Linked DNA regions of Homo sapiens: regions 2, 3, 4, 5, 6 and 7 are each linked to region 1. The links are chromatin loops, found by intact Hi-C in ENCODE. Cell type or tissue: GM12878. All regions are shown on one strand. Each heading gives the region's core, and the rest is flanking DNA. Links, peaks and the distances in the headings are about the cores only. Region 1 overlaps PALS2 (protein associated with LIN7 2, MAGUK p55 family member). Region 2 has its middle 230 kb from the start of STK31. Region 3 has its middle 150 kb from the start of STK31. Region 4 overlaps LOC107986777 (a long non-coding RNA gene). Region 5 overlaps LOC107986777 (a long non-coding RNA gene). Region 6 overlaps LOC107986777 (a long non-coding RNA gene). Region 7 overlaps PALS2 (protein associated with LIN7 2, MAGUK p55 family member).

What was found. A loop is a pair of places that touch in the nucleus more often than their neighbours do. Peaks named below come from ENCODE experiments on the same cell type or tissue, not always from the same donor. Only the 100,000 strongest peaks of a DNase experiment are listed, where the experiment ranks them.
Region 2: a loop joins it to region 1, with 11 times the contacts of the local background. A loop is called at or near these places in 2 of 110 quality-filtered maps.
Region 3: it touches region 1 in a loop (18-fold over the local background); 9 of 110 quality-filtered maps call a loop at or near these places.
Region 4: it touches region 1 in a loop (10-fold over the local background); 5 of 110 quality-filtered maps call a loop at or near these places.
Region 5: a loop joins it to region 1, with 11 times the contacts of the local background. A loop is called at or near these places in 29 of 110 quality-filtered maps.
Region 6: it touches region 1 in a loop (10-fold over the local background); 4 of 110 quality-filtered maps call a loop at or near these places.
Region 7: it touches region 1 in a loop (4-fold over the local background); 45 of 110 quality-filtered maps call a loop at or near these places.

The regions. Positions count from the first base shown.
Region 1 is chr7:24,585,154-24,589,845 of GRCh38, reverse strand. The region is part of intron 1 of PALS2 (protein associated with LIN7 2, MAGUK p55 family member); the gene reads right to left. It also overlaps the pseudogene SUMO2P14. Among named protein-coding and RNA genes, the nearest start is that of PALS2, 14 kb to the right of the region's middle. In GM12878, for the core only: a CTCF peak has its summit at 1,801 (motif pointing right); a DNase peak (open chromatin) is centred at 1,835; H3K4me3 peaks cover 596 bases; H3K27ac peaks cover 920 bases.
Region 2 is chr7:23,937,342-23,942,033 of GRCh38, reverse strand. No RefSeq gene overlaps it. Among named protein-coding and RNA genes, the nearest start is that of STK31, 230 kb to the right of the region's middle. RefSeq lists a silencer at 2,963-3,012. In GM12878, for the core only: a CTCF peak has its summit at 2,907 (motif pointing left); a DNase peak (open chromatin) is centred at 2,890.
Region 3 is chr7:23,860,942-23,865,633 of GRCh38, reverse strand. No RefSeq gene overlaps it. Among named protein-coding and RNA genes, the nearest start is that of STK31, 150 kb to the right of the region's middle. In GM12878, for the core only: a CTCF peak has its summit at 2,242 (motif pointing left); no DNase peak of the experiment used is centred there.
Region 4 is chr7:24,379,874-24,384,565 of GRCh38, reverse strand. The region is part of intron 1 of LOC107986777 (a long non-coding RNA gene); the gene reads left to right. Among named protein-coding and RNA genes, the nearest start is that of NPY, 98 kb to the right of the region's middle. In GM12878, for the core only: a CTCF peak has its summit at 2,462 (motif pointing right); no DNase peak of the experiment used is centred there.
Region 5 is chr7:24,399,541-24,404,232 of GRCh38, reverse strand. All of the region lies in intron 1 of LOC107986777 (a long non-coding RNA gene), which reads left to right. Among named protein-coding and RNA genes, the nearest start is that of NPY, 120 kb to the right of the region's middle. RefSeq lists enhancers at 1,652-2,306, 2,307-2,961. In GM12878, for the core only: a CTCF peak has its summit at 2,046; a DNase peak (open chromatin) is centred at 2,032.
Region 6 is chr7:24,315,883-24,320,574 of GRCh38, reverse strand. LOC107986777 (a long non-coding RNA gene) reads left to right here. Exons shown (of 4, transcript XR_001745132.2): 2 at 1,090-1,218. Among named protein-coding and RNA genes, the nearest start is that of NPY, 34 kb to the right of the region's middle. In GM12878, for the core only: a CTCF peak has its summit at 2,053; a DNase peak (open chromatin) is centred at 2,010.
Region 7 is chr7:24,663,089-24,667,780 of GRCh38, reverse strand. PALS2 (protein associated with LIN7 2, MAGUK p55 family member) reads right to left here. Exons shown (of 12, transcript NM_001303037.2): 6 at 4,060-4,191; 7 at 2,094-2,193; 8 at 1,692-1,760. Among named protein-coding and RNA genes, the nearest start is that of PALS2, 92 kb to the right of the region's middle. In GM12878, for the core only: a CTCF peak has its summit at 1,917 (motif pointing right); a DNase peak (open chromatin) is centred at 1,990.

The DNA of each region.
Region 1 (4,692 bases), core at 207-4,206:
ATCTGAAACTACTAACCATGATTAACTCTATGAAGTAAGAGTAGGGATAGAAACCTTTAACTTTCATGGTACATTCATTCTTCCATGCTGATTTTAACTTTGCATGTCATGTAGCATTAATAATTTTAAAAGCTTAATTAAAAATAAATTGATCATAAATAAGTAATGGGATGAGAGAACTATGTTACTCATTAACCAACATAAATTCCTCCCTCCAGGTACACTAGCTTGTTCAGAGCATTAACAATACAGAAATGCATTTGACTGCCCTGAAATTTCTACACTCAGAAAAGTAGTCTCTTCACACACTTAAATATTTCTTAGGTAAAATATCTCCAGAATTAAAACAGGCTTACTTACTAATGCTGGTTGTGTGCACATACATGAGGTACCTGAAACTTCTTTCGAGAAGCAGCAGCTGCAACAGTAATGCTTTCCATGGCTGACAAAAAGCCCAAGAAAGGAGTCAAGACCCAAAAAAATAACCATATAGAGTTGCAGTGGTGGGGTGGAATGGTTCAGTGGTACAGCTCCAGAGTATATCACTTAGCAAACTAATGAGAGCCTATTGTTAACAACTGATCTATCAATGAGGCAACTTGGTTTTGGATGTGATGGGAGGCCAATTAATGAAACACCTGTACAGGTGAAAATGGAAGATGAAGATATAATTGATGTGTATACAAAGCAGACAGGAAGTATCTACTAAAAGAAGATCTGCACTTACTTGAGAACTTTGCCTCCCAAATTTTCCAAACACACACACACACACAAAATTTGGATCTACAAATCATATCCTGACCACTACAGTAAAGAAATACTTTTGCTTTCCATCTCTTTTTATTGTACAGTGTAGTTGTTATACATAGGCAGACTGGAATTATATTTTATATTAAATGGCCAATATGTTTACATCAACATCAAATGGAGGTGGGATAAGGACAAAATAAACTGTTTTTCTAAAAACACACCCCTTTCTCAATTATGATACATTCATTCAACTTTTATCTTCATATTATGATGAATTATTTTGCTCTGCTTAACCAAAACAATAAAGCCAAATAGAAGTTCTTGCAAACCTTGTTTCATTCTAGAATTTCAGTGTTTTCCATTTAGTGCTATAAACCATTATAAAGTCTTTTTGTATGTAGCTGTTATACGTATGGCAATCTTTATCTGTAAGCAAGAATAAAATCATTCTAAAAGAACTCCAAGATAGTTTTTCCCTTAAGGGTCTTGTTGTTCAAACTTTTTATATACTAAAAAATCAGAAGAGGTTCAAACAGTATATGAAAAAAATCTGGACTCAAGAACTAGCTCAACCCAGACCTGGGACTTGAAGCACATGAAAATGCTGTAAAAGAGAATACCTAAATACATCATCAGAGGCCCTCAATTATTTAAAAATAGAGTGATGCCTCAAGAGATAAACTGGTAAAACAGAAAAATAAACTTAGCAGAAAAAAGCAACCCTAAATGAAGATGGGTAGAAATATTTAGAAATATTTGTCTAATTGAAATGTCTAAGATATACCCTTAAGATAAGAACACAATGAAACAAAGAGTAAGAATCTATATGGTATTGTAAGCTGTTGGTAGGATGATATCTGGTCAAGCCTAGAAGAAAAGGAAGTAAAAAAAATTGACCTATGTCTCCAAACATGTCCAGGGAAGAACCTGCCTACTCTACATTCCAGGGTTTTTCAATCTTCGCACTGCTGTCAGTTGGCGCCAGATAATTCTTTGTTGTGGGGTCTGTCCCAATGAATTGCTTAGTAACAACCCTGGCCTCTACCCACTAGATGTCAGTAGCACCCCACCCCAGGTGTGACAACCAAAGATGGCTTCAAATATTACCAAATGTCCCTTAGGGGGCAAAACTGCACCCTTAGAGAATCACTGGTGTATTCTAAATAACAAATAGATCAAACTGTATTAGCTCGGTGCTATTTCTGGCATCAGAATCACTCCACTTTTCTTGCTCACCTACTAAATGTTTCATAATATTCTGGCTTTCTAGAGACAGTATGGTCATGGTTGTAAGATGTATTTGCTATAGTGTTCTTTTATGAAATTGAAAAGAAGATGTCAGAGAGGAAGACTCAGACAAAAGTAAAGTGAAACTTTCTGATAAGAATCAAGCCACGTACTTTCCACACTTCCCCACAAAACTTAGCATGGTGGCTCATGCCTGTAATCCCAGCACTATGGGAGGCCAAGAAGGGAGGATGGCTTGAGACCAGGAGTTCTGAGACCAGGCTGGGCAACACAGTGAGACCTGGACTCTAAAAACATTAAAAAAAAAAAAAAAAAATTAGCTGGGCATAGTGGTGTGGACCTGTAGTCTCACCTACTTGGGAGGATCACTAGAGCCCAGAAATTTAAGGTTGCAGTGAGCTACAATCAGGCCACTGTACTCGACTGGGTGACAGAGGGATATGCTGTCTAAAAAAATTTTTTAAATTAAAAATAACATATTCCTTACTATTAGTATCTTTATTTTCTCAGTTCCTCTAATTTAATAATAATAATTTAATAATTTAAAAGTTCCTCTGCTCTTTCCCCTCCCCTATATGACAGTACCCACACTCATCCATCGTCATTCCAGTTAACGTCCTTCGTCCTTCCAATGTTTTTAACAGTATATAATGCAGGGATAAATGACAAATTAATAGCGAAGTAGGTAGTCTCTAAAGAACTTTTCCATCCTTTAGTATTAACTTAGTCAAATATGAGAACAACTTGCTCAAATCTAGGGGCCATAACAACTTATTTAAAAATAAAAATAACCAAAAAACAAAAAACAAAAAAAAAATCCTTTAAACAAGACCAGGGTTTATTTTGGGGAAAATACTAGAATTTGGGGGGCAGGGCGGGCGGGGAATTTCCAAACTCTGAAAATCCAGAGACTGCCTTTGCCTCGGAATTCCTTGAAAACCTCAAGACGCCCTATGTCATTTGGTTTGTCATGGTGAATTTGCAATGTCCTTATATTTATCTTTTACTCTCCCTTCCCTCTGCCACCACTGTCTTTCAGGCTCTCCTTAATTCACTTTTAAATTATTACCACAAGCCTCTTCTACCATTCTCTTCTTCACTGTAATCTACTAGGCGTAAGACTATCACACCAATCATGTTAAAAAATCATTTTAATGACCAGATTGCATTAGAAAAACATGATTTTCTATCATCTGGGTATGTTTAAATTTCTCTTCTTAATATCTAGCTTTCCATCTATTCAACCTAATGCACTCTTATTCCTTAATATAAACTCTCTGTTCTAACCACATTGATCATTTTACTTCCTATATGCACAACCACATATCTAATTCTCACCTAAATGCCTTCACTCTTGTTACTCATCCCATCTAAGGACTACTTTTTTTCCTTGGTTATTCCATACTTACCCAGCTTATGACCTATTTCTTGCTTACGCAGAATCAAAATTTTAGAGCTAAAATGAGTCCCTGAACTCATCTCAAAATTAACTCAATCAAGTAGCAAATAAGTAGCAAGTCTCTCCCCACAGGTGAACATTTCTTCTTCTGAATTCTCTCAGAACTTACAGTCTGCCACACATGATAAAATAAAGCAGTATTTTATTTTATGGCTAAATAAAATATATGGCTAAATAAAATTAAATATGGCTAAACTTTGTTTTCCCCTAACATCTTCAATTAAAAAAAAAAATAGCAAAGCCTATGTTCATGGATGATGCCTGACTGGGGGAATACAAAGAAACTGCTTCTTCCCTCAAATAAACTATATAATCTTTTTATTTGTGTAATACCAGTATATACATATATAAACAGACTTGCTTTCAGTGAAAATTTCCCTGGAGAGTAACAAATTCTAAGTTGCTCTTTTTGGAGATAATTTGCAAAAGAGGGAACTCCAAGTTTGGATGATAAAAGAGAAGGGAACTAGATAGATGGCAGAGTAGGAGTAGAAGATATTAGTGGTGCACACTCTTAGAAGAGATAACAGAGGCAGGTGGCGGGCGCCTGGAGTCCCAGCTACTTGGGAGGCTGAGGCAGGAGAATGGCATGAACCCAGGAGGCGGAGCTTGTAGTGAGCCGAGATCTCGGCACTGCAGTCCAGCCTGGGAAACAGTGTGAGACTCCGTCTCAAAAAAATAAATAAATAAATAAATGTGCAGTCTTCAATCTAGAATTGCAGTGTGTTGGAAAGGAGGGGATGGAGATGAGAATAAGGACAGACAGAGCCAAGTCAGTGTTCCATTCTGATGAGTACTGGCATGAAATTATCAAGGGTGGAAACAAACTATAAATACCGACTTGGCTATATAGCAAGCTGAGCGAGTTAAATAAAGGTTACTAAAAGCATTTTTTTTTAATCTCAAACATCCAAGTTATGCTATCTCTAGGACAGAAGTTGGAATCAATAACTTTTAAGTGAACATAAGAAAGGATCTGAATATACCTAGGAATCCAACTTACAAGGGATGTGAAGGACCTCTTCAAGGAGAACTACAAACCACTGCTCAACGAAATAAAAGAGGATACAAACAAATGCAAGAACATTCCACGCTCATAGGTAGGAAGAATCAATATCGTCAAAATGGCCATACTGCCCAAGGTAATTTACAGATTCAATGCCATCCCCATCAAGCTACCAATGACTTTCTTCACAGAATTGGAAAAAACTACTTTAAAGTTCATATGGAACCAA
Region 2 (4,692 bases), core at 469-4,468, 650 kb after region 1:
TACATTTATTAAACCAATACTACATAACAAGCCCTACATATTACCTTATTTATTACTGTGGGGATAATCATTGTAAATAGTTGTTGATATAGCCCTGAGTTCATATTATCTATCTTATCTTTTTGTTGGGTTGTTATCTGTTATCTCACTCAATCCTCAAAACAACTCTATGAGGTAGGCATTATCATCATCCCCATTTTATACATGAAGAAACTAAGTTTCAAAATTATGAATGACTAACCCAAGACACTTGACAAGGGAGTGCAAATGCCATGATGCAAACCCAGACCTGTCTGACTCCATAGCTCTCCTCCTAATCTCTAGGCAACAAGCTTCCAGAAAGTTAACCTAGCAGATGGATTTTTTCTTTCCCTGAGGTTTAAGAAACAAGCTCCGAAGCAAAACAACTAGTCATTCTGCTAAGCCTCCAAGTGTCCTGTCCATACTGTCATCTCCTATTAAGAAATACAGTCAGGAAAGATGCTACTAGCAGGAAAAGGTCTACTTTACAGTTACAGAATGAAATTGCCAAAAATCCAATTTTTCCAGCCCACTACAGCATATGGTCCTAGGGAGCCCAGGGCCAAAAACAAGTCGGTATTGCTTATTTTTCAAACCTCCCCACACCTAGAAGTATTGCAGGCCATCAGACAACAGTCACGTATCTCAATGTAGCAGTGGGAGAAGTCACTTCCTCGGTATGTGACCTTGGACAGGAGACTTAATTTGAACTTTAGTTTTCTAATGTGTTCAATGGGGCTAATGGTGGTGTTACTTTATTTCAATAATGGCTAGCCATACCATAGGGCTTAATACAGACGAGGCACTGCTCTAAACACATTGCATATATTAATTATTTCATTTTTCCCTAACCCCACAGGATACACTGAGTATTATTATTATTAATCTATTATTATCCCCACTTTACAGATGAGTGAACGAGGGAAGGAAGTTCAGTAATTTGCCTAAGTTTGCTAGCAGTCAAGTTGCTTAACAGAACTAAGACTCGACCCCAAGCAATCTGAGAATGACTCGCCACCAAACTACACAGCTTCTTCATGCTGTGAGGATTAAATGAGATGATGTATGTAAAATATTCTAGCACATACTATATGCTTTATTAACACTATCCCATTATTTTTATTATAATTATTATGATTTAAAAACTGAAGCACAGGATGGTATTTAAGACTGAGGCATAACAGCACAATTTCAGAGTAGACTTCCAACCTTTCTTAAGTTGCGTGAAAAAAAGAAACATTATTTACAAGCAAGACTCTTAAAACCCATCCTGGAGGAATGGTACATTTTTAAGCATCCCATTTAGAAAAGCAGTTCAGTAAATGCCAAGGGAGCTGAATGGCACTGTGGACCAACTGCTGAGGGAATTCCCCAAACAACTATCTGGAACACTGTCTTCAGGGGATCATCAATGCACTCATCCTTGCAGTCTCTGCCTCCCTACCTGACAAACTTGAGAAATTGTCACACTCTTTTTTTGAAGGAGAAGAAAATAAAACTAATTAGAAAAGCCTTCTATTGCAATGTGAAGCCTACTTTTAATCCTAAACTTAGAAGAGGTAAGGCAGGACTGTGACTGTGTGTAGAGGCTTTTATGTTCTTCCCACAGCAGGCTCCTCCTAAAAATGTAATGATATCCCCTGAGAGTAGTGTCCTCTGATAACCACATTTAAAGCAGACTCCTCAACTTATCCTCCTTTATTCCATCGTATAACACAATCCCTAATTACATCATTTAACTTCTGTTTCTCATCTATTTATCCCAACACACACCTCTATAGAAAAGCAAGTCCCCTAGTCTGTTCAGTCTGCAAGGGTTCTGTCTTGTTCACCAACATATCCCCAGTACCTAATACATTTCAGTAAAGGAATAGAAATTCCAATCTCTATGAACATCTTTGAAAAACATTTAAAGACGTCCAAATGTACAACCCACAGCAATCACTACAAAAATACCCTTTCTTTTCCTACTCTCAAGCACAGTGTTGTCCAATAGAAATACACCACTAGGTACCAATGTAATTTTAAATTTTTGGTAGCCACATTTTATTATTTATTTATTTATTTATTTATTTATTTATTTATTTATTTTGAGACAGGGTCTCACTCTGTTACCCAGGCTGGAGTGCAGTGGTGTGGTCCCAGCTCACTGCAACCTTGACCTTGACCTGCCAGGTTCAAGTGATCCTCTTACCTCAGCCTCCCAAGTAGCTGGGACTACAGGAACATACCACCACGCCCAGCTAATTTTAGTAATTTTTGTAGAGATGGGGTTTTGCCATGTTGCCCAGGCTGGTTTTGAACTCCTGGGCTCAAGCAATCCACCCACCTCAGCCTCCCAAAGTGCTGGGATTATAGGTGTGAGCCACCATGCCTGGCTATAGCCACATTTTAAAAAATAAAAGTAGAGTGACATCAGCAAGATGCCTGGCATCTCTACTCCCTCCCACAAGAAAGGACCAAGGCAATGAAAACACAGCTAAGATTTGACTGGCATGTCTAAGGGAGAGTGCTGGAGTGCAGCAGTAGAGTAGAGGCACACTTGTAGTGATTGGAAGTCCAGGAGAGCAACATGGAGGCACGCAGCCTCTGTAGCCCCATCTCCTCCACTCAGATCAGATCAGCCTGGAGATAGGAGGGACATTTGTGGGGAAAAGGTAAGCAGAAGATCCCTACCAGCTCTCATTGTCACTGCAAACACCTATAGTCCTTACTACAGGAGAATCCCACAGTCCTCACAAGCCCTGAGTCCAGTTTGGAGAACTTTCAGGAATTCACATGGCTGCATGGTCCTGGATTAGGAGCACAGGGTGTGTACTCCCTATCCACCCCTGACCGTGAACCAAGCTGCATATGCCCTCAACCTGAGAAATAGCTCAGTGAGCCCTCTCCTGGCAAAGCTGCAACACTGTCACCACAAACTCTGTCACCCTAGGCCTCTGAGAAACTCACAAATGCCACTAGTATGGATTACAGCTGAGGAAACTATACGGAGACTACAACACTGCATCCATCTAGAAGCAAGGCCAACACAACCCAGTGAAATGACAGGCCAACACCCATTCCAACGAATAAGGACTTCCCCACAAAACCTACTCCAGAAATTTGGAAGAAGCAAATATCCAGCTACATAAAAATCCATGTAGGAACACAATCATGAAAAAGCAAAGAAACATGTCACTTCCAAAGGAAAAAATTATTCTCAAGTAACAGACCCCAATCATAAGGAAATATATAAAACGCCAGAAAAATAATTCCAAATAATAATCTTAAGGGAACTCAGTAATAAGAATAATAAAAATAATTCCAAATAATAATCTTAAGGGAACTTTCTTACAAGAGAAAACAGAAAGACAATTCAATGATATTGGGAGGAAATTATTATCTGAATCAGAAATTCAACAAAGAGATAGATATCATTTTTAAAAAGCAGAAATTCTAGAGCTGACGAATTCAAGGAATGAAATTTAAAAACACAATCAAGAGCTTCAAGAAATGAAAAAACACAATCTAGTATAGAACAGAATACACCAAGCAGAAGAATGTCTGAACTTGAAGACAAGGGTTTTGAAATAACACAGTCAGACCAAAAAAAAGAAAAAAGAATGAAGAAAGCCTACAGGATATATGACACACCATTAAACAAACAAATATTTGTATTATAACATTCCACAAAGAGAATAGACATGAAAAAGTGAGGAAAACTCAAAATAGATTCAACTTAAGCAGGTCCCCTCCAAGGCACATTATAGTCAAATTGTCAAAAGACAAAGATTTTTAAAAGCAGAAGAAAAAAGTATTAAGTCACATATAAGGGATCCCCACTAGACTGGCAGGAGATTTCTCAGCAAAAATCTTACAGGCCAGGATAGAATGGGATGATATATTTAAAGTACTAAAAGAAAAAAAAATTGTCACCCAAGAATATTGTACCCAGGAAAGCTATCCTTCAGAAATGAAGAAGAAATAAAATCTTTCACAAAAAAATAAATAAATACTAAGGGAATTCATCACCATTAGACTGGCCTTAGAAGAAATGGGAGTCTTACACATAGAAGTGAAAAGAGGGTAACTAGCATCATGAAAACATGGAAAACTATAAAACTCATTGGTAGAGCCAATACACAAAGGAGAAAAAGAAAGAAATCAAACCTTAACATTACAGAAAATCACAGGCAGACAAAAAAAGAAACAATGAGAGAGGAAGTAAGAAAGAAAGATACACAAAACAATCAGAAAACAATCATTAAAAATAACAGGTGTTAAGTCCTCACATTTCAATAAAAAATTTAAGTGCAAATGAATTAAATTCATCATCTAGAAGAGATATACTGACTGAATAGATAAAAAACAAGACAAAGCTATTAGGCTGGTGCAAAAGTAATCACAGTCTTGTCATTTTTAAAAAAGTAATTTAAAAAACTACAATTTCTTTTGCACCAAACTAATATATGCTGCCTACGAGAAATTCATGCCTCCTGTAAAGACACACATGCACTGATAATGAAGGAGTGAAAAAGATATTCCATGCAAGTAGAAATCAAAAGTGAGCAGGAGTAGCTATACTTATGTCAGACAAAACAGACTTCAAATTAAAAACTGTAAAAACAAAGAAGGACATTATATAATAATAAAAAGATCGATTAAGCAAGAGAATATAGAATTGTAAAT
Region 3 (4,692 bases), core at 491-4,490, 720 kb after region 1:
CTGAGAGTTTACTTGGTAACATCAAAGTTATCTATGGCTACTCGGGTTCAGACTTTCACTCTAAATGTGCTCATGTTATAATAAACCACATCCCTTCCCAATGTGCAAAAATACAATGAAACAATTTTGTCAAGCACATTACTTAGTAATTTATTTTAAAATAACCTTTAAGCACAACTTTAAACACACTATGAAATAGGGGGAAGGTGATCATTTAGTAGGGAATAAAGTTTGTTTGTTTTAAAGAAAAAGAAAAAAAGCTTGAAAATTTTTATAGCAGCCCAAAAGAAATTATCTAGGTTTTGCTCTGAAACAAATTTTCATCACATATTTATCTGCTATGTCTGACGCTTATGTGGGGGGTTAAAAAGGATGTAGTGAAATAAAATTTTGTGAATCATAGATCGGATGGCAGAAGATGATGCAAGCCATGACTCAGGCAAGTACAATAATCATGATCAAAATTATACTTGCAATTTGTCATAGCAATTGTAATTTGCAAATACCAGTTGTTTGCCATAAATGGAGCTGATATCAGATAAAAATGAATCATGACGTTCAAGGAAAAGCAAATAAATGTCAAAACATTAATCTGCATAATATTTTTGGGGCAGTTATGAAAACATGATGGTAAGAGCTTGGTACCTTAACTTTCTCAAGAAATATTTCATGTTTCCAGAATATCAGCAATTTAAACTAACTTTTAACTAGTAATGGAAAAATGGGGGGCAAGGAGAAAAAAGAGGGGAAAGAGGAGGGAGGAAAGAAAGGAAGAAAGCGAAGGTACACAAAACAGGTATGCAATATAGACATTACTTACCTTTCAAGGAAATGAAGGGGAGAAAAGAGCATCAAAGTCCCAGCCCTTAAATATATAATGATTCTTCCTTATAAATAAGTATAATTTGAAAGATGACATGTAAAAGCAGAACACAATTATAAAAATAGTAAGTCAATAATTTAATTCTTGAGCTAGGTAAATTTGTGATCTTGTTTCTCTGGAATCTTCCCTTTCCTGTAAATAAATAGGAGTCCTTCTAAAAACAACAGCTCTAATATTGTTCATCTTCTCCTTTGATGAATCTTTCCACCATCCTATCAGATATTCAAAAGCATGACACTAAATTCTTTGAGAGAGACATCTCCTTTATTTACACTAAAATTCTCCCAGGACCTTTTACTCTAAATAGCGTCATTTTATTTAAAAACCTACTGTTTCAAATATAGCTTATTAAATATCTCCTTTAAAAAAATACTATAAATTGGAGAAAATTCTTTCATCTGGTTATTCCAGTCGTTTACTTGGCCATATTACTGGATTTTTGCCTCTATGATTTTATTTTCTGGTAGGTAGAAACAAATTGGCAGTTGATGACACCCTGCATAGAAAGAAACCCAGGATTCCTTAAAGGGGAAGAAAAAGAAAAGATCTTGTTGGTTAAAATTGATTATAAAAATCTATTTTAAGTAGTTTAAGGCTCTACTTTCCTTTAAAAATAGCTATTTTTCACAAATAAAACCAGAAAAATATTTTCATGTTGGAGCAATTTTAAAACTGTAAAGATTATTTAAAATTGATCCTGTTATTAAAAGAAAATTTAAAAATGGAACAAGCACATTCTTAAGGAGTAGACTTACCAATTGTTACAAAATAGCCTTCAGTCAATTTCAAATCATTCTTTCCATTTATTCATTCACAAATATTTACTGAATGCCTGGAATTGTTCTACATACATTTTCAAACCTTATGGAGTTTATGTTTAAAAAGATATAGACATCAATCAAACAATCACACTAAAGAAAAATTCGAGTTGTGATGAGGTTTTGTTATACAAAAGAAGTCTGAATATTTGAATGTCCATGACTAACTTAAATATTTCTAAAATTAACCTTTCAAACAGCTGCTGACATAAACATGTTTGCTGCATAAGCCAAAACTTATTACCTTGAGGCTGTGGAGTAAGAAAGTCACACTCCAGGTAAGAGAAAACGTGGTGGAAGCTTTTGAACAATAAAGAAAATATATAACCTAAATCAAATCCTTGAAATCCTTCAAGGAAGCAGGTTTTGATTCTATATCAAGGTTTATATAATTACTTTACATCTTAATGAAGGTTAAATTTATTGTACTCTCCCTCACCCAAATAAACAAATCAAGTTTGATTTCATTTAGAAGTTGCCTTTCCTAAAACCCTCCCTGCAGATGCTTATCACTGAATGCTGTGGTCCAGAGCTACACCTGGTGGCCATACACAAACTTACAAGAAACCATTCTGATCCTCAACAGAAGTTTAAAAATTACCCCTCTGTTAATCAAAAATCTCTCAAGACAGCAACAGGTTATTTCTTGATAGCTGGGGAAAGTTGAACTTTTAATGGAAAAAAATGGAAAAATGTTAAGGTAGATAGTTATAATAAAGTATAACACCATGTTAATGGTAGAATGTAAGTGATGGGTATATGGATATTCACCAAATTATTTTAACTTTCCAGTATGTTGGGAAATAGTCATTATAAAATATTGAAAAGTAAGGATTTAAATTAAGAATTTTGCACCCATTTTTTTAACCAGAAATACCTTTTAGATATTGTTTCCTTTATGTACTAGCATAATGTGTGTCTTCATAGTTCATGCTGTGTAATAGTCTATTATATTGCTGTACAATATTTTATGAAAAAATTCACTCATTCCACATTTATTCAATTTCCAATTGGACATTTACACATGTGTATTTTTGTTTCTATTAAGTCATGTTCCTAAAACAAACTTCTAAGAATTATGTCATTGGGATCAAAGGAGATCATCATTTTTATGGCTTTTGAGACATATGACCAAGCTACTTTCTACCAAGTTCACACTGTTATCACAAATGGAAACATACACCAATTTTAACCAATATTATAGGACCTAGACATTTTTAGATTTTACTGCTTTACTAAGCATGAAATACAATCCAAAGGTTAATTTGTACTTCTTGGAATTAAAAAAAAAATTACATATTTATTTTTGTACTTATCTACTGGAATCTCAATAATTTCCTTGTAAATTTGAATAATCACTTTATGTGCTTTAACTATTAACCTTTGTCTCCTAAACTCATGTAAGTTTTCCTGGTCAACTGCCATACTTTAGTTATTTTCACTATGGTGACTTTTATATACTCTAATCTGTCAATCTTAACCTTTGTGATACCATTCAAAGCTAGGAAATATACTATCACTCCATGAATGTGACAAACACTCTAAAAATTTTTTTGTTTTAATTAGTCAATGTCAGAGAGCAAAGCTCCCTTTAAGAAGATAATGGGGAAATAATAATATGGCTGGTAAAATTGAGAGCACATTGTCTCAGAGCACTGTATTTCTAAATGTGGTTCCCCCATATTAGCTCATTTATGCCTAGTGTTCCATTATTGGAACGCTAAGCTTGGAGTTATTTCATATCCTACTGAGAGGTGAAGCCAGCTGGACTTCCTGGGTCAAGTGGGGACTTGGAGAATTTTTCTGTCTAGCTAAAGGTTTGTAAACGCACCAATCAGCACTCTGTAAAAACGGACCAATCAACACTCTGTAAAACGGACCAATCAGTGCTCTGTAAAATGGACCAATCAGCACTCTGTAAAACAGACCAATCAGCAGGATGTGGACAGGGCCAAAAAAGGGAATAAAAGCTGGCCACCTGAGCCAGCAGTGGCAACCCGCTCAGGTCCCCTTCCACGCTGTGGAAGTTTGTTCTTTTGCTCTTCATAATAAATCTTGCTGCTGCTCACTCTTTGAGTCCACACTACCTTTAAGAGCTGTAACACTCACTGTGAAGGTCTGTGGCTTCACTCCTCAAGTCAAGCGAGACCACAAACCCACCAGAAGGAAGAAACTCCGGACACATCTGAACATCTGAAGGAACAAACTCCGGACACCCCATCTTTAAGAACTGTAACACTCACCATGAGGGTCCGCAGCTTCATTCTTGAAGTCAGCAAGACCAAGAACCCACTGGAAGGAACCCATTCCAGACACATTTTGGCAACCACGAAGGGACTACCACCAAGCAGTGAGTACCATCGGACCCCTTTTGCTTGCTATTCTGTCCTATTTTTCCTTAGAATTCGGAGGCTAAATACCGGGCACCTGTCAGTCAGTTAAAAGTGACTAGCACAGCCGCCAGACTAAAGACATGGGTGTCAGGCTTTCTGGTAAAGGACTCTATAACAACCCCCAACTATTTGGAGTTGGGAGCGTTGGTGTGCCTGGAACAAGCTTCTGCTTTTCCTGTACTTCTGGGCTGAGCTGAGGGTCAACAGAGAGGAAAGCCATTCAGCTCCCAGGTCCTAACAAGTTGGTTGACCCTGCGGCCAAGAGCAGAACTCTCAAAGTCATGTCGCCCAAGTGAGACTCGACCATCTAACCTATCTATGCTGACCCTTGCCTCCTGGGTCCTAATGCCTCTCAGACAAACTTCCTCTCACCTCTCTTCTCCAAGGCTAGTCCTGCTTCTAAAAACCACTCCCTGTCTCTTGTGCTTTTCTAGTTTCTCCTGTAAGAATGATTTCCAGTATAAACCTCAGGACTCTGTTCCCTTCTTTAGGCACCCAGGCTCACCAATCAGAAAGGCATAATTTTTGCCCAAAGCCCCATTATAGGGGGGACTATCTGGAATTTTAGGATCCCTCCTCAGACTAGCAGGCCTAACAA
Region 4 (4,692 bases), core at 248-4,247, 210 kb after region 1:
CCTCTATTACACTGCTTCCTGTTGGCGGAACAGTAGCAACCAGGAGAGCGGTGCTCAAAGCAATCAAGTGGCTCTTTAGAGCAAAGGGAAGGATAACTTTAAAAAATATTTATTAAAGATGTATATGGCATAAAACAACTTTTAAAAATTATTTTGTATTTTATTAACTAGTTATTAGTAATTAATAAGATTCCCTTTGTCTTCTGTTCCCTAGCCCTTGCAGGAAACTAGAGTTACTAACCTTCCAGAGATATTTTTATGCAAATGTGCATATGCATGTATTCTTTTTAATGCAAACAGAAGCGTATACTACTTTCTTCACTTTGCTTTCTTTTTCTAGTGTTTTTAAAAAAGATATGCTTATCGGTCTTAGTCCATTTGGGCTGCTATAACAGAATACCATAGACTGGGTGGCTTATAAACAACAAAAAAATAGTTCTTATATTTTGAGAAGTCAAGATAAAGGCACTAGCAGATTCAGTGTCTGGTGAGGGCCTGCTTCCTGATTCATAGACAGCCATCTTTTTGCTGTGTCCTCACAAGGTGGAAGGGGTGAGGGAACTCTCTGGAGCCTGTTTTATAAAGGCATTAATCCCATTCACAAGGGCTCCACCGTCATGGCCTAATCACCTCCCAAAGGCCCGACCTCCCTAATACCACCACACTGCGGGTTAGGATTTCAACACATGAATTTTCTTGGGGTGGGGGTGACACAAACAGTCGGTATACAGCACTGTCTCATTACAAGATGCATTTGAAGCAGTTTATTATAATCTATGTAAAATAATTGTTTAGGAAAGTAAAGAGTTGTAAAAAAATAAAACTAAGTCAGCAGAGAGTTTAGTACAAAATACACATGCCCTGAAACACTGTACAACAAGAGGTGGGCTACTAATGTGGCTCTGAGCTTTCTAGCAGCAAATGCAGAGGAAAATACAAGCAGTTATATGACTGTCGTGCCCATAACATAAAAACTAACCATTCTTTTCTTACATTTATGTATTCCCTCTGTGATAATTTTAAACTATTGAATTAAAAACAAAACAAGCAACATTTATACCAAAATCATAAAAATATCACCAGCTGGTTCTACAACCTGAGAAACATTTTTTTTTTCCCCCCAGGGAGCCTCATTTTTTTAATGAAAATCTTCACATCCTCACCTCATCTTGTTATTTTCACTTTATGTATGTAGAAAATTAATCCACATCTCCACAGATAGAGATGACTTATGTTGGAAACGTGGAGCCCATGGCTGCATAGTATTCCATTGTATGGATGTACCATAATTTATTTCCCCAGTCCCTTCTGGATGGGCATTTACAGTGTTTCTAGGATTTTGCTCTTGCAAACCATGCTTCCATGAATTTCCTCATGCATGCATCATTTCACACATCTGTAAGCATATTTGTAAGGTAAATTCCTACAAGTGGACTTGCTGGGTCAATGTGTATGGCTAATGTTTATTTTGACCAAGGCTATTAAAAAATTGCCCTTCATGAACAGTGTGCCAGTTTCTATTCCACACTCCCACATGTGACTGTGCCTGCTTCCTTGTACTTGCCCTGCTTAGCATATGATCCTACTCTGTGATGTTGAAAAACAACTCTTACGAATGAGAATGAACATTGTTCTATATGTTTAAGAGCATAATTTTTTCTTTCCTTTTCTGTGACCTGTCTGTTCATATCCCTTGTTCATTTTTTTTTCTATTGAACTCCGAGTGTGTGGCTTATTAATTGTAGGAACACCATCTAGATTAAGGACTTTATCCCTTTGTACTATCCGTTGCATTTTTCCCCTTGTGTGCTATTTGTCTTTTGACCTTGTTCATGGCATTGTTTTTGGCCATGTAGAAATGTTTTGTTTTTATGTGTTAAACTTTCTCAATGGTTTTTAAAATGACTTACGATTTGGGGTTACATTTGGCAAGGTATTTCCTACTTCAACATAATCTTCACTCCTTTTCTCAAATTCTTTATGTTTCAATTTGGAATTTATTTAGTGTATGAAAGTTGATTCATGCTTCAAAGTTATCCTCTTCCCGATAGCAATCCAGTTGTCCCAATAGTGAATAATCTATCTTCTCTCCCCACTCCTTGATTTGAAATGGAGACGGACAGCTTCTTAGCCTGAAAGGAACCCGTGGTAATCTGTAAAATACATCCCAACACTGCTTTCTTACACCTCAGGCAACAGGGGAATCAAAGCCTCCATGTGAGGCCTCAAGAAAGGCCAGTTCAGCTCATGCCCCCTCCTCACCCAGCAGACCAGGTGGACACCGGGCTGGCCTGTGCCCCTGTACATGAATACACTATAGACTTGTGCTCTTATATCTCACCATGGATGCTCTGGGCAGATAAGATTTCCAAATACCTTGTTTTTTTGTTTTTTGTTTTTTTTTCTCCAAGGGTGAGTTTCTCCAGAGAGTGTGACCTTCTCTAGGTGTTCCACTAGAGGGTGCTTCAACTATACATATTTACATAGACGTAAACATGACCTATGTTGTTTGTGTGGGCTGCACACACACATGCCAAGCAGCTGCTTTTTCCCGAACAGTCTATGACATGGGCATGCAATCTGATTTTTAATTCCCTCGACTCCTTCCACACATGATCAGATGACCTTCTCAAAGATCCCTCCTCTCCCAGTGAGCTGCTGGAACCCAAGGTAGTGGGAAATGGAGATCTACTGAATGGAAACTCTTAGCAGTGGTAGGAAAGGAGGCTCATGGGTTGATTTCTGTTTTTGCTCTTTTTCTCTGGAGGAGACTTTTAGGGATGATTTGGGCCTTCAGGGATTCCTTTGAAATACAGGAGAGGGCCACAGCTCAATTAAAAGTCACCGATAAGTGTCCAAAATTTGGGAGCCACATAGGCAGTGGGATGGAGCTGTTATTGGGTTGATGCTCCCGGAAGATGAATCAGGGTCCGTGGGGGCTATGGGGAGATGGAGTAAGGGGTGAGAATTGCTGAGTGGGTCAAGCAGGTGGGGACTAGCAATCATCGGGGAGAAGCTGAAGGATGCAGATTTTTCAGAGATTTCCCTTTTAGGAAGGGAATTGCAGTAGTGGTTTAGATGATTACTTTTTTTCTAAAAACTCAAAGTGGAATAAACAAGAAATGTGGACTTGGGGGGACTGGTGAGCAGAGCATGATACATCACAGAAAATGATGAAAGGAGCCCAGTAACTTCTCGGAGCTGAAGATAATAAGGTAGGCATCTTTAAGAGACAGTGAGCAGCAGCTTTTGAACTTTGGTGCATATTAGAATCATCTGGAAGGCCTTTTTAAAGAAATCTTGATTTCTGGGACTCGGACTCATGCATAAGCATTTTTTTTTTAAGTTTCCCAGGTGATTCCAACGTGCAGTCAAGTTCAAGAAACAATAGCATAGATCAGTGGTTCTCAAGCTCAAGTGAATACGAGAATCACCTGGAGAGCTTACTCGAATACAGCTTACTGGGCCATACCCAGAGTTTATGATCCAACAGGTCTTGGGTCGGTGACCAAAACTGAGTGCTTGAAATATGGTTAGTCTGAATTGAGATGTGTGATAAATTTGAAATACACACCAGATTTCAAAGACTTACTACCAAAAAAATACATAAATTATCTCGATATTTTTATATTGATTACATGTTAAAATGATAACATATTGGTTTTAATGGGTTAAATAAGATATATTATAAAAGCTCATTTCACCTGTTTCTTTTTACTTTTTAAAATGTGGCTACTGGAATATTTAAAATAACATATGAGCTTCCATCATATTTCTATTGATCTGTGCTCATTTAGATTAACAGTGCACAAAAGACAATTTTTAAATCACCTGCATAAGAGTTACCTGAAGTGCTTGTTAAAAAGGCAGTTTTCGTAGTGATGGCTTACAGATTCAGAATGTCTTGGGGGTGGGGGGCGGCGGGGGGTCAGGGAATCTGCATATTAAACAGCTTCTTGGGTGAGCTTGACGTGCTAAAGTTTCACATGCTGGCTTAGGCAAACAAAGAAAAGGAGGGGAGAAATACAAATTTTTCATTTAGGATTTGCTGCATTCATGACATGGTTCAAGGCCAATGAAGTATTCAGAATGAGATGATTGAGGATGCTACATCTTCATAAATGAAGCCCAAGTGAGGGAGTGACTTGTCTGGGGTTAGTTGAATTGGAGAAGTAGGAATTTGGGACATCTGTCTCCTCGCTACTCAGAATGTAGTCTCTGGATCAACAGCATCAACTTCACCTTTGAGTTTACTGGAAATGCAAATCTTAGGCCTTGCCCCAAACCTACCGTCTTAGTCCATTTGCGTTGTTAGAAAAGAATACCTGATGCTGGGCAATTTGTAAAGAAAAGAGGTGTATTCGGCTCACAGTTTTGCAGGCTGTATAAGAAGCATGGCACTGGCACCTGCTTGGCTTCTGGTGGGGCCTTGGGCTGCTTCCACTCATGGCAGAAGGTGAAGGGGGGCTGCGTGCAGACAGCACGTGGAGAGTAGACCAAGAAAAGAGGAGGAGGTGCCAGGCTCTTTTCAACACCAATTCTCTCAGGAACCAAAGGTGAAAACTCAATCCCTTTATGAATGGCACCAAGCCATTCATAAAGGATCTGCCATAAGGCTCCAACAATGGGGATAGAATTTCAACATGAGACCTGGTGGGGCCAAAAAATCCCATATTCAAACCATAGTACCTA
Region 5 (4,692 bases), core at 366-4,365, 190 kb after region 1:
CTGTGTTTCAATATTTGTGTATCCCTTTCTTACCATTTTGAATTAATTCCTGAAAATTCTGCCACTAAGTGAAAGCTGTTACATGAAAAATTATTTTTAATGGGGAAAATTATGATTAATTTCATCCCAATCCAATATATCTAACCAATTTTTACAGGTGAAAAGAAAACATTTCAATTGAATGATAAAGATAAATATATATGAGCAATGTACAACAGTTTGAAAATAAGTAAATGTAATGTGTGGATGAAAAGTGAGAAAGGTTTATGATACTCACCAAGGGGGGAAGAGAAGCTTGATCACAGGTGGTGGTGGATAGAGAGAGTGTCAGGTGTAAGAGGTGGGGAAAAATCAAGTGACCAATTTAGGCAGAGTGTCTGGGCTCATCAGCACACTCAAACTGCACTTAATAAGATTAAAGCACAGGCAAACATCATTAGGGCAACACAAAGGTGAGAACCTTTGAAAACAGGTAGAAATCGTGCATGGGCACCACAGACTGAAGAGCCGTAGAATCTGCTGCATCCTCACCCCCATTATTTGGTGTGTGCAAGAGTAAAATATCTGGCATTCATCCAAACATGGGGCAGGATTCAAACTTGCTCCATATGATATTTGCTATCTAGAAACTGTGATATTGTGTAAATTGATTCATATGTGTTTTAACTGGAACTGTAATGTTGAAATAGTACTTCTCATGATGTGTTTACTTGTGTGCTTTTGAATAAAAAATCATGACACACACAGACAGAAACATACACACAGACACACATATATACATATACAGACACACATACACATATACATGTAGACATACATACAGACACATACACACAGACAGATGGACATAGACAGACACAGCACACACACATAGACACATACATATATGCAGATGGACACACACACACACACACACACACACACACACACACACATACACCCTGCATAGTCTATTGCCTGAAATCTGGTTTAACTTTCCAGAAGTCATTATGGTGAAATATCATTAACCAAAAGGCTCTCTGTCAGGTAAGTCTGTACAAATATGCCCTAGTCAGAGACATGGTTTCGGTATTTTAGGAAAAGGTAATGTGAGTCTGGATGTTTCATTTGTGTGGGTCATTTCATTCATCTGGATAAAGTACAGGATTTTTCATAATGAGCCTGCTTTTTAATTTTTCTAATTTTCATTTCCATTAAAGAGACAGTTTACCGGTAGTTCAAAGATTTGTGTGAGTACAAGATGGATTTACGATAATTGTGGAATGTATAATGAATACACAAAAAGGTTTTAGGAAAGCACACAGCAGTGATCACATTTTTCGAGAACAGTTGTTGAGTCTTACTGGTGGCAATGATCATTCACTTTTTCAGCCAGTCGAATCTCTTGTTGCTGTGTTAATAGCTCAGTCATATTTGTAGTCATTTACATGTTTTCAGGCATTAGGCATTCCATTTGGTTAGAGCATGAGAAATTTTTGACATTAGGAAATAAAAATGCCTTAAATATTATTTGTTAATTGTTTGACATTGGCTGTTAAATTATCAGAGCAGCACCTATAGTAAGGGAATAAATTATGAAGCTGAATGCTAAAAACAATGCTTACCCTTTCATAAGACTAGACTACATTTTTTAAGCAAAGGATAAAGCCCGAGTCTTTTCATTCTATAGGTGACATTACTATATAGTTAAGCATCTTAACCAAGTCAGAAACAGAACAAAACGGCCAGGAGTAATTTTAATTTTGCCATCTAATGTATGAGAGGTAGGAAATACTATGTCTCAATTTTTTAAAAATGAAAACAAAACACTAGAAAGGCTCTAAAATAAAACACTCTTTTCACAGTTCTTCAAGCAACCTACCAACCTCCTACCAATTCAAACTACAGTTCTAAGGGGGAAAGAGGCCTCTAGTAATTTCGGGGTTGTGGGGGAAAGGCATGGGGCTTACTGAACGGAAGATAATGAAAGTCTTGTCTTGCTACTCTGCATTTTTACCTTGAATTTATTAGGTGTATGCTTTCCCTTTCTGTAATACATTATGCACTCCCTCTAGTGTCAGAATTTGTATATGATCCGAAACCAAGTTTGATAAAGTGCTGCTATAAACATTAGAGTAAGGTTCAGGCTTCTAATTGTGCCATATTTCAAAGATATTAAAGGCCACCTAATAACATGAAGAACAGCCCTGCATGAAGTCACCCTGGCTAAGAAAAGAACGCATATTTTAACCTGTGTTATGAAGAGTTTCATGCGCGTCTGTGTGAACAGACCACCAAACAGGCTTTGTGTGAGCAACATGGCTGTTTATTTCACCTGGGTGCAGGCAGGCTGAGTCCGAAAAGGCAGATAAGTGTCGGGGGGGCGTTTTATAGGATTTGGGTACGTAAAGGAAAATTACAGTCAAGGGGGTTTGTTCTCTGGTGGGCAGGAGTGGGGGTCGCAAGGTGCTCAGTGGGGGTGCTTTTTGAGCCAGGATGAGCCGGGAAAAGGACTTTCACAAGGTAATGTCATCACTTAAGGCAAGGACCGGCCATTTACACTTCTTTTGTGGTGGAATGTCATCAGTTAAGGTGGGGCAGGGCATATTCACTTCTTTTGTGATTCTTCAGTTACTTCAGGCCATCTGGGCGTATACATGCAAGTCACAGGGGATGCGATGGCTTGGCTTGGGCTCAGAGGCCTGACATTCCTGCTTTCTTATGTTAATAAGCAAAATAAAACAAAATAGTGTTGAAGTGTTGGGGCGGCGAAAATTTTTGGGGGGTGGTATGGAGAGAGAATGGGTGATGTTTCTCAGGGCTGCTTCAAGCGGGATTAGGGGTGGCGTGGGAACCTAGAGTGGGAGAGATTAAGCTGAAGGGAGGTCTTGTGGTAAGGGGTGATATTGTGGGGATGTTAGAAGAAACATTTGTCGTATAGAATGATTGGTGATGGCCTGTATACAGTTTTGGATGAATTGAGAAACTAAATGGAATAACAGAAGGAGAAAAACAGGTATAAAAGGTCTAAGAATTGGGACGACTCAGGATATCTGATTAGAGAGTGCCTAAGGAGATTCAGCATAGTCCTGCCCGCAAAGATTATTTATTTACTTCAAGAGTTAAGAGTGGCAGTTTGGGGATAGCACCAGGAGATTATCAGCTGTGATGGCTTGGAAAAACAGTGTAAACCGGCAGTGTAAACAAGAGCAGGGCATGTATGAGTAGTTGAGAACGAATAGGAGTATGACTAGACAGAAGATAGTAGGGATGACAAGTTTTTTGGGGGCACAGTCTAAGTTGGTCTGGTGTCTGGAATGAGACTGGGGCCTAATAAAAACGAGCGTCTATACAGAAGCTTAAATGGGCTGTACCCTGTAGCATTCCGAGGACAGGCCTGAATTCTGAGAAGGGAAAGTGGTAAAAGTATTGTCCAGTCCTTTTTAAGTTGCTGGGTGAGCTTGGTGAGGTGTGTTTTTAAAAGACCTTTAGTCCGTTCTACTTTTCTTGAAGATGGAGGACCGTAAGGGATATAAAGGTTTCACTGAATACTAAGAGCCTGAAAAACTGCTTGGCTGATTTGACTAATAAAGGCTCATCTGTTATCAGACTGTAGGAATTATGTCTGACAGAAGGGAAGAAATGACTGCGGTGGCCTTCTCAGACCCTGTAGGAAAGGCCTCTACCTATCCAGTGAAAGTATCTACCTAGACTAAGAGGTATTTTAGTTATCTGACTCAGGGCATGTTGAGTAAAACTAATTTGCCAGTCCTGGGTGGGGCAAATCCTCCAGCTTGATGTGTAGGGAAGGGAGGGGGCCTGAATAATCCCTGAGGAGTAGTAGAATAGCAGATGGAACACTGAGAAGTTATTTCCTTGAGGATAGATTTCCACGATGGAAAGGAAATGAGAGGTTCTAAGAGGCGGGCTAGTGGCTTGTACTATAGCATAACCTGCCTTTGCTGGTGTGTGGCGATTAGGCCTGGTGGAACTGCCATCAATAAATCAAGAGTGATCAGGGTGAGGAACAGGAAAGAAGGAAATGTGGGGAAATGGGGTGAATGTCAGGTGGATCAGAGAGATACAGTCATGGGGGTCAGGTGTGGTATCAGGAATAATGTGGGAGGCCGGATTGAAGTCTGGGCCAGAAACAATGGTAATTGTGGGACTTAAAGAGTGAGTACAGCTGAAGGAGCCGGGAAGCAGAAAGTATATGCGTCAGGTGTGAGGAAGAAAATAGAATTTGGAAGTTATGAGAGCTGTAGAGAGTGAGTTGAGCATAGTTTGTGATTTTGAGGGCCTCTAAAAGTATTAAAGCAGCGGCAGCCACTGCACGCAGACATGATGGCTAGGCTAAAACAGTAAGGTCAAGTTGTTTGGACAGAAAGGCTACAGGGTGTGGTCCTGGCTCTTGTGTAAGAATTCTGACTGCGCTAATCATGCCTAGGAAGGAAAGGAGTTGTTTTGTAGAAGGTGCTGGGGTTTGAGAGATCAGTTGGACACAATTGGCAGGGAGAGCACGTGTGTTTTTATGAGAATTATGCAGAGATAGGTAACAGATGAGGAAGAAATTTGGGCTTGACTGAAGTAATGGGGGCTGTCTGTGAAGCCTTGCGGCAGTACAGCCCAGGTAATTTGCTGAGCTTGATGGGTGTCAGGGTCAGTCCAAGTGAAAGCGAAGAGAGGCTGGGATTAAGGGTGCAAAGGAATAGT
Region 6 (4,692 bases), core at 364-4,363, 270 kb after region 1:
CCCGGGAGGTGGAGGTTGCAGTGAGCCGAGATAGCGCCACTGCACTTTAGCCTGGGCTGTGAGACTCCATCTCAAAAATAAAATAAAATAAAATAAAAACCAAAGTGACTAGAAGATAAAATGATTTACAAATTGAAATAGCAGAGTTTATTCCTAGCATAGTGGATAAGGACACAGCAATTGGAGTCAGAGAGATTTTATTTGAAATTCTGGCTGTAACATTAATAAGGCTATTTAGCTTGAGGCTTAAGAGCAAGGGTTGCCTGGGATTTCAATCCCAGCTCCACTGTTTACTGGGTGTGTGACTTTGCACCAGCCACTTAACCCTCTATACCTTAGTTTCCTCACCCAGGAAAATGAAGATAATGATACTACTTGCCTCATAAGATTGTAACAAAGATTAAAAGAGTTAACATTAGTTTAATGGTTAGAACAGCGCTATACACATGCTTGATTTCCCCCTCTTTCTTTGCCTTGTTTAGTTTTCATTTATAGATTTTTTGATATTTTATATTATTTTATTTTACCTCTTCTTTTAGCATTTCAACTATATACATTTTTTAAAACTTTTCCAGTGGTTGCCCTAGGGTTTGTAATATAAACTTTTAATTCATGTAAGTCCACTTGCAAATAATACCATTGTGCCTTTTCACATATAGTGCAAGTATCTTATTTAAAATATTTTCAATTCCTTCCTCCCATCCATTGTGACATTTGTTCTGCTTATCAATATGCTCTAATCACTCAGTACGTTATTACTACTATTGCTTTAACCAAAAAGTTATCTTTTAGATCAACCAATTCTCTGATGCTCCTCCTTTGTAGATCCAAGTTTTTGACCTATATCCTTTTCCTTCTGCATGAAGAACTTTTAATATTTCTTGCAGAACAAGTCTGCTAGTGAGAAATTCCCTCAGACTGTTTGTCCGAGAAAGTCTATTTCTCCTTCACTTTTGAAGGATAATTTCTCTGGATTTAGAATTCTAAGTTGGCAGTTATCTTTTTTCAATGATTCAAAGATTTCACCCCACTTGACTTTTGCATGGTTTCTGACAAGAATTCTGCTATAATTCTTACCCTTGTTTCCAGTGGCAACAAAAACTTTGGCCCCAGCAGTTTCTCACTCTCCAGCTACTCCACTGGCAACTTCCAACAATTTGTCAAAGTGACCACTTGCATGCTCTTGCCAGTCTATGGCTCCAGTTGCTTCTGTTCCAGGTAAGCAGACCTCTGCTATATTCTCTGTCTCTCCAGATTTTGGGGTGATCATTTGTCCTGTACAAGTACAAGTCATTGATTTTCAGTTTGTCCAGCTTTTTCTTGTTGTTAGGATAAAAGTGGTGACTTCCAAGTTCTTATGTGTTGGAACTGAAACCAGAAGTCTACATACTTGTTTCTAAAACCGGGTTTCTTAAAAACTCTCTGAACCTCAGTTTCAACATTTGTGACTGGATGTAACAATATCTACCTTCTATGGTGATTGTGGGGAATAAAGGAGAAAATGTGAAGTGCCTAGCACATAATACCCAGCAATGATTGGATAATGGTACCCATCCCCTCCTCTCCCCTGCAATGAAATCACTAGAAGTGTGCAGGCCAAAGTAGAAAGAACCCCGGGTAAGAACAAGGTGAAGATTTAGTATCAGAAGGGGGAAAAAGTTCTTTACAATCTTTCCTGCCTCTGATTTTCCATAGTCTTCTCACTCCCATTTTCTAAATGTGGTCACTCTTAAGAGAAAGTTAATTAACAGAATATGCAAATTAAAGAGCAGTTATAACACTAATTAACATTTTCATAATAATAGCTAGTCCAGTTCTGTACATGTGTAAATCAAGACATCAGTGTCTCTGCTGCCTACAGAACTTCACACTGGAAAATTGCAATTACTTTGCTATCAAAGCAGAACTGAGAAGCGTGGAAATGGTGGCTTCTAAAAGCCTCTTCGTTTAACACAGTGTCCGAATAGGTCGATACCATGCTCTGATAGATGAGCAATGACTTTGAGCTTCATTGTGGCCCATCCTTTGGTTGGCAAGCAGTGGATGGAATGATGACACAATAGCATCCCCTGCAGGACTGAGGTAACAACCCCAGAACTTGAGCGGCGACTTCTTTACCTCTTCCCCCTCCCTCTTTCAGTCCCAGGAAACTAAAGCTGTACCTTTTCAAAATGTGGGCAAGCTGGATTTTGCTGTGCTTTGCTGGAAGATAGTCACAACTTGTTGAACAACTCCCCTGAGGACAAAGCAATTGGGCGGCTCCGAACGCTCAGGGAAAGAAGTTGTGTTGGTAAAGAAATTGCTGGCCAGGTGCGGTGGCTCACGCCTGTAATCCCAGCACTTTGGGAGGCCGAGGCGGGCAGATCACGAGGTCAGGAGATTGGGACCATCCTAGCCAACACGGTGAAATCCTGTGTTTACTAAAAATACAAAAATTAGCTGGGTGTGGTGGTGCGCGCCCATAGTCCCAGCTACTCTGGAGGCCGAGGCAGGAGAATTGCTTGAACCGGGAAGGTGGAGGTTACAGTGAGCCGAGATGGCACCACTGCACTCCAGCTTGGTGACAGAGTGAGACTCCATCAAAAAAAAAAAAAAAAAAAGAAATTGCTGTGCCAGCCATAGGAGTTTTTGTGCAGCAACATAAGCCATCTTCCCATACATGCTTTGTGCAGCATTAGCTGAAGACACACACCTGAATTTATGGGGCTCAGGATGGCTCTCTGTCCCTTTATTATAGATTACATGCTGGAAAATCAGGATAGAGCTAGATACTCTTAAAAAAAAAAACAAAACAAAATTTTGCCACTATGACCATGTCTTTGTAGGCTGTGATAGACTTGCTTTCTAAACGCTTCCTCCATCTATGCTTTCCAACATTCACTGAAGTTTTCACTCTCCTATGTTTATGTAAATGGGACAAAACTCTTGATTTTTCAGTTAATATAAGAAATTACACAAATGCATTGACTTCAAGTTCTTTTCCAGTTCTTTTCTGGTTTGATAGAGTGATATTTTCATTAATTACACTAGTTAAGAATTGTGAACCCCCAAAATATGAGACAGGTCTCAGTTAATTGAAAAAGTTTATTTTGCCAAGGTTGAGGACACCCGTGACGCAGCCTCAGGAAGTCCTGATAACATGTGCCCAAGGTGGTTGGGGCACAGCTTGGTTTTATACATTTTAGGGAGACATGAGACATCAATCAATATATATAAGAAGTGCATCGGTTCAGTCTGGAAAGGCAGGACAACTTGAAGGAAAGTCAGGAAGACTGGAAGCGGGGAGGGGGCTTCCAGGTTATAGACAGGTGAGAGAGGAACAGTTGCATTCTTTTGAGTTTCTGATTAGCCTTTCCAAAGGAGGCAATCAGATATGCATCTATCTCAGTGAGCAGAGGGGTGACTTCGAATTGAATGGGAGGCAGGTTTGCCCTAAGCAGTTCCCAGCTTGACTTTTCCCTTTAGCTTAGTGATTTGGGGGCCCCAAGATTTATTTTCCTTTCACAGAATACTGAGCTATCCATCACATTATTACCAGAACAATAAACTATCAAGTAAGATCAATACTCAGAATTACCTTTTTTTAAAGATTATTGGTTCTTGTGAGAAATAACTTCCAACTCAGATGGTTCAAGGAATTACTTATAAAGGTATGAGTAACGTTAAGGGAAGCTGGGGTACCCAGAGACCAATAGCAGTGGGAAACCATCTCTATCTGTAGGGCTGGAGGGGCAAGGGGAGCCCAAGGAGAAGTGGATCCCTGAAGAAGTTTCCCCTGTCACCTCTAGCCCTTTCCTGGGCAGGGGGGCTGGTGCCATAAGTAGAAACGTAGCCCAAAATAGAGAGAGAGTGGGAATGAATACCCTGCCCCGTAATTCCCGAGTGAGGAAGGAAGATGCTCATTCTCAGGCTCATGCTGCCCAGGGTGGAACCTGAGAGTGAAGACCTCCTTAGATTTTGCATGAGTATTTTGCTTGCTTCCCCCAAGTCTCATGAGGCCCTCCCGTTGGTCAAAGCCACCCAGGCCCATGCACACAGGGCAGGGCGGGGTCGGAGTGGGGTGCTGGGTGATGCGTTCTGTGCAGTACAAGGCTTAGAAAAGAAGAGAATGGATCTTGGGAGCAGGGAAGAATAATGGAAAATAACAAGCACTGTTATTTTGCAGGCCATGGCAACAATTTCTAGTTTTAGGGCTTTTACAAGATTGCTTTGTTCATATTAGTTTTCAAGGACAGATTTTTGATAAAGGAAGAAAATAAGTTGGTAACAGTCATTCACACACAAAAGCAAGACTGATACTTGTCTGACTGCTCTCAATTTAGTGTTTTATCAAATTAGATTACTGGAACTAGTTTTATGGGAAAAAGATTTGTCTCCCTCTGTAGAAGGGGAGAAGACGGCATCTCTTTCATGTCTTTCTGAGGTTCCTTTTGTTAATTATGAAGGCATGCATTTTTAAGGTCAGGCTCTGAAATTCCATTAGTTAGTAGTATAAACAAAACAAGCTAGCTGGTAGGGCTCTGTTTTATTGACGGAAATGGGCAAAATGAAATTTTACTAATAATAGTGAAATAAGGAGCACATAACCTTATTCTTCCATACACACTTGATACACACCTTTTCTTTTCTTCCTTCCTTCCTTCCTTCTTTCTTTCCTTCCTTTTTTTTTTTTTTTTTTTTCAGAAAAACAAC
Region 7 (4,692 bases), core at 415-4,414, 78 kb before region 1:
AGGCAGGGGAATCACTTGAACCCAGGAAGCAGAGACTGCAGTAAGACGAGATTGCGCCACTGCACTCCAGCCTGGTGACAGAGCAAGACTCCGTCTCAAAAAAAAAAAAAAAAAAAAAAAAAATTTATCTAATCAAGCTAGAAAAATTCTATGTTTTATCCTTACTTATCAGAGATTCTATCCACTGAAACTTATTATCAATTTGCCAGTAAAAATCCTTTAATATAAATAATCAAATTACAAACCAGTATATATAGAAAGCATGTAGCAAATACGGAGGACAGGAGTAAACCTAGCGTGGTTGCTTAAGTAAGTTCCACAGAACAAGTGACCTTCCAATTATATAAATGAATAAATATTGTATGGCAAATCAACAATTATCAGTTTGATTAGAATTCAACATACTGACATTTACTGACAACATACATTTAAATATTAAGATTTTGAAATTTACATATAAAATAAATTTTAGATCCAACTGTTTCACTAGAAACATAACCCAAAATTATAATCTTAGTCGATGGGAAAATTACAAATTTTCTATTTTGCAAAAAAGCCTTATGGGCATATATTTTATGAATAATAGGGCCAAAGTGATGATTTGAAATATTATATTACCTGTTATTACTGTAACTCTCAATCTGTAGTAATAACACTCCTTCCTTAGCTTATTATCCTAATAGTAACTCTTTCTTTGCACAATTTCCCCACAGTAGATTAAACCAATATTAAGAGAAAGCAAGCCTACTTCTTCCTTCTATATTATTTTCTTTTATGGTGTGCTATTTAGTTTATTACCAGCATAGAGGTAGCTCTGAAGTCAAGAAAGTACTTTTAAAATTGCCAACTCCTTTGATTAAGCCTCCAGAAATTTCTGATTCATAGAGCTGTTTTTTATTTCTGTCATCCTCTGCAACTGGGAAGAATAAATATAGTAGTTTCCATTCTTTCCCTTCTTTCCTATTTATTTATTTTTAATAGCCAATGAGTAGCCAATCCAGGTCTGGGGTCTTATTTTACATTGTTTTTAAAAATCTTTTCAGCTTTACTGAGGTACAACTGACAAACAGGAATTGTATATAAAGTGTACAACTTGATGTTTTCATGAATGTGTACAATGTGAATGATTACCTCGATCAAGCTATTAAACATATCCATCACCTCATATAGTTACCATTTCTTTCTTTTTAAATATATTTCTTTCTGTATGACTAAAAGATTTAAGACAGAATTCTATTAGATCAGACTAAGATTTATTTGGTCCAGTGCTATTTTTCTAAAACTATCATGGTCAGTGTTATGGCAGGATACAGTTGCCCTAAACATAACTCTTTTAACATCTTGACAAAGGCATTCTATCCTTTAGAAATGGCACATAAATTACTATTTCAAAATTCTCTGGACAAATAGTTTCAATTATGATACTGCTTCTTGATTAAGACAAACAAAAATCTTAACCAATTTGTTTTGTGTTGTAAACTATACTCACAAAATAAAGCACATGGTAGTATATATAATGTGGGTTTTAAATAATTTATATTATATTGCACCATGTGTTCATATGTCAGCCCCTTGCAACTAGGTACTAATCTGAATTACACTCACTTAAAGCTGTATATTCAGAGTTTATGCCACACTAAATGACATATAGCTACTTCACTTGGACTTCTCAAAAAGTATTTAAAACCTACCTGCATTTCTGGTTGTGAGATACATCATCTTTTTCTTTTTTTTGCTACTTATAGTTCCACAAAAAGGTCCTGAAGGATGATAAAACAAATATAACTTAAGCAGTATATCAGAATATGAAAAAATTGCCCTATAGTATTTTACAGGGGTGGGAGAATTATCTCCCCAATGTGGCATCCTAGGAAGCAAAAGAGGGTGGAGGTGAGTTAAGCCACTGAATTTTGATACTCTACCAGCAGGTGGCAGAACGGGATCAAAAAAGATTACTTATGAGCGAGAGAAAGCAGAGGGAGGGATTCATTCTAGACATATTTTAAATAAATGCATTTGCTTATTTAGACAAAAGAGACAAAGAAAGGTGGTCACAAAGGACTGCTTGTTACTTATTGTGTCGAGCTCATCACCTGAATTGTCCCAGTCTCTTCTAACAAATGCCTTTCTCTTCTCTTCCAGGAACTGGCTTGGAATGAGACCAGCGCTTCCTCCCTCTTTTACATGGCTAGCCTAGAATCAAATTAATGAATTGTACATCTCAGTGACCAAAATTTGAGACCATATTCTATTAAGTAAGACAAGCAGTGGTCAGTCAAAAAAGTCACATTTGCTCTTAAAAACAACCTTGAGATTTAAATCCATAGCATTGTCAGTTAAGATATTTAAACAATTCAGCACTGAAGAATCAATTGGCACCTAAAATTCTTCATATCTGTCATCTGGTAGTGAAATGTGGGGACCAAAATACAAATTAAATTGCTAAAACTTCTTATTTATGATACTAAGTTAGAAAAGGAAAATGCTATTCTAAATAAGATGTATTAACAGGACATTTTATCTAGCACCCTTTAGTAAGATATTTACTGTCAACCTTAATCCTACTATGTTGGTATTTCAGGCCAAACCAAATGAAAAGGAGATACTATGTGGAATATAAAGTGTAGATTTTAATTTATGCCACCAGGAGTCTGAATATCCCAAGAGTTTGTAAGTTTAAACTAGGCGAAACTTCACCTAATGTAAAACAGCTAACTTAAAATAAGCTCCAAAGAGAAATATTTTAAAATAGTGGCTGGAGAACTGGCTGTTAGTGGTTTATCTCACAAAGTTAGTATTTCTATCCTTACAACTAGCATAGAAAATCTAGTATAACTTTAAGCACTTAAAATCCTGAAAAACAGAATTAAAGTAACCAACTATCAAAATGCAGGGAGAAACTGAGAGAATGGTGACAGGTTAGAAGAGAAAACTAAGAGATCGTATTCATAGGAAAAAGAAAAAAAATGGAAAACTGGAATAATTCAATAAAGGAAACAGCCACAGAGAGATTTTTTAAATGAGGGATCTAAAAAAAGTTCAGGGGAAACCTCTTGAAATCATGGATTCTGTTTAATTTACCCATTTCTTAGCTGTCTCAACACATAGTGCACTTATACATAATGTTTTAAGTTAAATTTAAGGACACATAAGTAAGATTGTTCTCATTCTGTGATTTGTTTCTCCTTAGAAGTAGATCTATAATTTAGAGCTAATGTGAGTTACCAACATCTCAGTTAATTTTAGAATTTGGTGCTAAGTCCTGGATCCTTTCCTCTTACTCCTTGTTCTTTAGTAAAACTCTCATTTGCTTTGATAGTTTAAGGCATTTCAGACTTCCTGACCTGTCAGTTTTTCCAGTTCTGAATATTGTGGTTGTTAGCTAACATAAACCATTACAAAAACAGACTTATTACTGCTGCTAGGGGTTTCTGAAAGCTGCATTAGGAGAAGAAAAAAGAATACCATTAAACAGATCTTCTGAAAAAAGGAGGGAAAAATACAGTGATAATACACATCTCTTTCCATATACACAGATTTTAATCCAAAACCAAACAAAACTGATAGAGTGAACCTCCATTTCCCAATATCTGAGAAGAGGGGAGCAAATAGACATTAAGACCTTAAGAAATGATGCTTTACTTGCTATGAACGAACATGAGGGAGAGGAGACAAGAGACACACTTATTTCACAGTAAAAGTCTCCTACTTAAAATAAACAAAACCCAAGTTATCTTTTGAAAAGGGATGACCCAAGTGAGTTCTTCTTGGCCAATAGCATATTTTAATGCAATTACCCATGTGAAAAAAACCAATTGGTCTAATCCCTAAACCAATGGGTTAGTGCCACAGGCTGGTTAATTCTGCACTTATTAAGTTGCAAATTCCCTCCCAATTTGATCTTATGTCCACAAAATTAGTAGCCACGAAGCAGGAGCTGTTCATGTGGGAAAAATCATTGTAACAAATGCTAATATTCTTCCTGACTATTCAGATATTGATCAGATCTAAGATTAAAATTAGAAAAGTAGCTGAGGAACTTCTGAGAAGCATACTAACCTGCCACCAATTTGGATCTTCTCTATTTACAATCTGAAGAATCTCTCCTTTGGAAAACTTCAATCCTGCTTCTTTGCAAGGTATTAGGTTGTCATTGTATGGATTATAATCAAAATGACACTTCACAAATACCTAAAACACATAGCACAATTAAAAATACTATAGTTGTATCACTTGCCACTGAATTTAAAAAATCCTTGTCAAACCACTCTGATTTAATTGTAACTGACAATGTATTTAGTACTTCAGATAATGAACTTGTCTCTCATAAATGGAAATCAAGTTATTAGAATATTAACAGATTTTGGTATCAGAAAGATAATAAAACTTCTTCTCTACTTTAATATCTAACTTTAAATCAACAAGAGTTTGATAATCATTCTATCCCACCATTCTTCCACTTTTCTTCAATCTTTTCACTTGATTTTCCAACCAACACTGCATAATTTTTAATGCAAGTAAATGCTATGATCCAATTAACATCCTGAAATATAATATAGGTAGTTGATTTAAGGTATATATTTCAGATGTATTAGAACTCTGTGAAAAGGCCCTGAAACCAAAATTAAACAATAAAAGTTGATGTTGAAGTCAGATATGAAATATATTTGGTAGCCTTAAATACTTTTTTAA